Linked DNA regions of Mus musculus: region 1 is linked to region 2. A link is a loop called in an ENCODE intact Hi-C map of the cell type or tissue named here. Cell type or tissue: gastrocnemius. All regions are shown on one strand.

Region 1 (2,500 bases), 600 kb before region 2:
AGAGCATGTAAAGTCTTATAGAAGAGTTGGAGGAAGGATTGAAGAACCCAGGGAGTATAAGAACTCCACAAGAAGACCAACAGAGACAACTATCCTGGACCCTTGCATGCTCTCAGAGACGGAACCACCAACCAAAGAGCATACAGCTTGTTCTTTGTGCGGGTCCCCTAACTGGAGTGGGAACTGTCCCTAAATCTGTTTCCTGTCTATGGATCTCATTCCCCTAACTGGGCTGTCTTAGTGGGAGAGAATGTTCCTAGCCCAGCAGTGAGTGACTTCAGGTGCCAGGGTGGGTTGGTACCCCCGGGTGAGGGACTAGGATGGGGGTGCTATGGTCAGGATATAAAGTGAATGAATGAATGAATAAACAAACAAATAAATATAAAGTGAATGAATGAATAAACGAAGAAACATGTAAATGGAAAACATAAAATCAAAGTATTTCTAGGGTGTTCACAGAACATTTGGTCCCAGGACTCAGTTCGAGGAACCTGGAGGTCCAGCATTGCTAACAGTGGGACTGAAAGAGGTAAGGTGAGCTTCGGGTAAAAAAGGACTTATTTAGTCTTCAAAATCAGTGCAGCACAAAGTTGTGTGCTTGTTAAGAACCCTGCTGTTTGGAAGCAGGAGAGGGAGGATGAGGGGGAGGAGGGAGGAGACCTCAGACTCAACATGGCTGCTGTCTTGCTTTAGACTCTTAGCATCATTTATAAAGCTGTACCCTGGCTCCTGACCACACCTCCAGCCCTAGCAATCTATTCCCATCATATGTAAACAAACATTCTTCTGCTCCAGGACCTTTGCACCTGGATATCTCTACCTGAAATTCCTTTCACATATATGTGTGTGTGTGTGTATTTGTATACACATATACATATGTGAGTGTTTGTGTGTGTGCATTTGTATACATATATGTCTATATGTGGTTTGTGTGTATGTGTCTGTGTGCACGCGCTTGACTGGGTCCTACTTCATCCCAGACACTGCTCCAATGCCCCCTGATCTGAAAGGTCAACGCATCCCCTCCATCCACCCCATCAGTTTCTGCTCATCACTCCGTTTTCATGCCAGCACCTGCCGCTGCTTGACACCACACTCTCTCCATTTATTTATATGCCTGTTGGCTGTTTCCCCAGCAGTGTAGCAGTGTCAACCCCTCACCAGCAGGGGTCGCATCCTTTCTGTGGTTTGCTATATCCCATAAGCTTAAACATAGCTTAGTATCTGTTAGGATGTTCATGAAAACACACAATGGATATTCATGATTGCTCTTTTCGCAATAAGTAGTGTTGGCCTGTTAGTAGCCTTGGAGTCTGCCTCCAAGAGGCAGTGAGGCTCCAGTGAGCGGCAATGGATTCCGTTCGTTTAGTAAGGACAGAATACACTCCAGCTTTTTCTGTTATGCAAAAGGAAACGGAAGGAACAGGGCAGCCATTTCACCCATTATTCTAGTTCACCTTCATGGTAGTCCTGTGGGGAGATGGGGGGACAGCTAATGGGTTTCATCTATTTAAGGATCCATCTATCCCGCTTCAGGGCCATGAAGCAGGGACTCATAAAGGTTTTTTTTTTTTTTAAATGGGGGCTTCTATGATTTGGGAGACCCTGTTCTTCAAGGAAGAAAACACATTACAAAACTACAGCAGTGTGACTCAACTTCATAGCCTCCGAAGAGTCCTCACACAGGAAAGGTCTGGTTGGCGCTAAACCTTCCTTGGCTTCCAGTTGGTCAGCCAGTGCCAGCTAGAACAAGGGCTCTGGCTGTCCCTAGCCAGACACAGGGAACACAGCGGGATCCAAAGGGCGGAACTGACATTGTGGACAGCAGCTCTCCACCCCCCACTCAAAGTGCTATCAGTTTACACAGAGAACACTCCAGATGAGCTGGGCCACTGCCCAGACGGCTGCTTTAAACGATGCCCAGAGGCTTTGCTGTCCCCAAGCAACAGGATTTGCCTGGAGCCGCCATAAAAGTCTTCAGAGCCAAGGCACACACACAAATAAAACAAAATGCCACACTCGGCAGGAGCCCCTGATTCTGGCAAGCTGTGCTGTGCCAGGAACTTGCTTTGGCTTCACCAAGTTGAAAAATCACAGAGTAGCTAGAACCAGTGCACCTCTGTGGCCCTGTTAAAGCTGGGTATTGCTCACCCAGACAAGCAGAGACTTGAGGCTACTTATTTAATTGTGCTGGAAGATCTTATCAGCCGGAGGCTTTAAGGGAGGGAAGGTCTGGATGCTCCCCGTCCGGAAGGGAGAGGCCCTGGGATTCAGACATTCTGAAATTCTTAGTCTTCCATGCGCTGGTCGTGATGCGAAAGGTCTGAAAAATAATCTGATCTCCTTTGAGTTTTATAATGCAGATTCCTATGCTGAGGACCCAATGAGACCCCATGCTAAGGTTTCAGCGAAAGCAGGGCGCAGGCTGGGATAGGGCCCAGAACTGGGGTCCGGGGTGGTGCAGGAGTCTGCCTACCCGCGGGCTCTCACCTTCTGGCCA
Region 2 (2,500 bases):
TGGAAAAAGCAAGGCTGGGGAGCAGTGGGGATAGAGGCAGTTGGAAGATCCAGCTGGGAAGATGGTTCAGCGACCAAGAATGAGAAAGTGTTAGGTAACATTCCTCCAGTGGACTTGTTTGGTTCCTGTAGTCTCCATGACAACACTCAGGGATAAAGTATCAGGAAAATGGACAATGTACCTAGCCCCAGGCTGGGTCTGCCCAATTAGTGTGGCTTCCCTTACTTGGGAGAAAGGAAACAAGAAGATGGGAGGGGGGTGTTTAAGAACACTTTTCCCCCTCCTATTAAACATATTTCAGAATATTTCTTAAGGGAGGAAGAAGAGGAGACTAGATTCTAGAAGTGACGCTTCGAGGGAACGCAGGGCTTCTTGCCGAAAAGGAAGTAATTGTCGACGGGGATCCCTGAGCCCTGGCAATAAATCAAGCGGAACAAAGATGTGAAAGCAGCTGGAAGAGCGGGTGCCTCTTCCTTCCCTAGGCAGGGATGGCAGGCATCCTAGACACTGAAGCTTTTGTTAGTAATGTGATCTGAATACGCCAAAATCTCACCCTGAGGTTAAAGTGTACTCTGCCAGGCGTCGCTGCAAACAGTTTCATACAGATATGGCACACATCTTTGGAAAAGATGGAAGGATAAGAGTAAAGTCACAGCTACTGAGTACAAAAAAGAAAAAAAAAATCTTTTGATCCTCTTTTTTCTAGAGACTGTTCTGGTAGCCTTGTCACTGGATGCTCTTGGTACTGGTTTTAAATTATGGACCTATTGACAGAGTGGTGAAGTCTGTAGATTTCTCATCATTAAAAAAAATGCTTTAAAGTAAATACACTTAAAACTAAATAAAACCGTCTATAACAACTCAAAGCAAGCCAGTGGTATCAAAAGGTAGGTATTAAAATGTCAAAACAAAACCAACAGATATGTGATATGGTTCTATGTGTACTTCTATATTAATGTGCTAAATAACAAGAGCTAGCAGCAGGTTCCACAGTTACTGCAGTTTTAAAGCAATGAAGAGTGTGAGCAGTGTTTCTAGCTGTCCCGAGTGGGAGCTGCAAATTATCTTTGACTTGCGTTCACAATTGAATCAAAACTCTCCATTTCAGCTGGAGATGGATAAAAACCAACACGGGGTTTGCCCCCATTCCAGTTCTCGGAATTCTATCTGCCAAGATTTGTGCCCCGTCCCAATTTAAAGGCTACACCATGTAAACCTCACAGGCACCCAGTTTTTGGTGGGGTTCTGCCAGACAGAGGAGTACCGACCATTATGTTAGCAAAGGCTGCCGCCTGCTGGCCAAAACATTCAGACTGTTCACTTAATTGGCTGTGTTAGAAAACAATGGGGCAAGCTATTAATTCACTGACTCGCATCTAGAAATGGAGCAGGAGGCTACTTGTCAACCCAGCCCCATGGCATCCAATCAGTGCAGATTTAAAAGCCCCCTTTGGCTTAGCTGGCAAGTGCTGATGGCTGGTACTGTTGGTCATTAGCAATGTGGGACAAGACGCCAGCATGGCAGGCTGTTTCTAGGGAGATTGCTCTGCTCAATTCTGATCTGTGAAAGTACAGATCGCTTAAAGGTTAGATTTCCCAGTGGGCTTGTCTGACCAAGGTGTTCAGGATCTACTTTCAGTGCTAAGGGCATGGGGCTATATGGAGAGGAAGGAAAAGGAATTCAGAGCGACCCGTGTGCCAGAAACCAGCTAAGTACTTTCACGTATGCGGCTGCATTTAATTTCTAAGAGAATCCTGTTACTGTTATGATGAGGACTGAAAACAGTCACTAAGGCTTAGAAAGGAAAGTTGGCACCATCACTCGGAACGCATGCACCGCTTGGGAGCTCGCTTGCTTCCCAGTCTCTGCTCTAGTGGGTAGGTAGGCAAAGATTCTCACAGCAGTGCCTACTCCTGTTTGCCCAGTGTTCTGCAGCCTAGATTTTACCAATGGCACAAACCCAGACAAGTTTGTAAATCATTCCATGCCCCCATTCCCCTGTCTGTAAAATGAAGATAATGATAACCCCTCTTTAAGGTGGAAGTCTTGTTGGAAATATTGAGTGTGAGTCCCTAGGGCACTGTAGGCAATAGATAAATGACAACTACTATTAGTATAAGACAATTTTGCTTCATAGTGTTGGGAAAAGTATAACCTCTATGTCACACAAAGGAACACACGAAGAGTAATTCAGCAAAGTAATTTCTTTTTTCTTCTTTCTTTCTTTTAAATGGTGTGCCAGAATTCCAACACAGCTAACCAACACATTCAGCCAGAATATTCTGGCTTCTGTCTTTTATCCCTGACATAGGTGGTGACTGTGTCTCGTCACATTGGTGGGCCCTGGGCTTCACTGAAGGGACTCTAGCCAGCTCTAGAATGTAGGGCATGGCTCTGGCAGGTCTTACCCTTCTCCCCCATTCCCTCTGCCTTGCTAAAAAAATAAAATAAAATAAAATAAAAATAAATTACATTCCTAAAGCTAGCCATCAAGGTTCG

Evidence for each region. Hi-C counts contacts between places; a loop is a spot of excess contacts. Peaks named below come from ENCODE experiments on the same cell type or tissue, not always from the same donor. Only the 100,000 strongest peaks of a DNase experiment are listed, where the experiment ranks them.
Region 1: it touches region 2 in a loop (6-fold over the local background); 24 of 42 quality-filtered maps call a loop at or near these places.

What each region holds. Positions count from the first base shown.
Region 1 is chr1:58,030,049-58,032,548 of GRCm38, reverse strand. Aox1 (aldehyde oxidase 1) reads right to left here. Exons shown (of 35, transcript NM_009676.2): 1 at 2,491-2,500. Among named protein-coding and RNA genes, the nearest start is that of Aox1, 1.3 kb to the right of the region's middle. In gastrocnemius, a CTCF peak has its summit at 1,170 (motif pointing right); DNase peaks (open chromatin) are centred at 1,134 and 1,852; H3K4me3 peaks cover 1,769 bases; H3K27ac peaks cover 1,342 bases.
Region 2 is chr1:57,427,897-57,430,396 of GRCm38, reverse strand. No RefSeq gene overlaps it. Among named protein-coding and RNA genes, the nearest start is that of Gm22371, 6.8 kb to the right of the region's middle. In gastrocnemius, a CTCF peak has its summit at 1,298 (motif pointing left); DNase peaks (open chromatin) are centred at 457, 1,293 and 1,837; H3K4me3 peaks cover 1,750 bases; H3K27ac peaks cover 1,139 bases.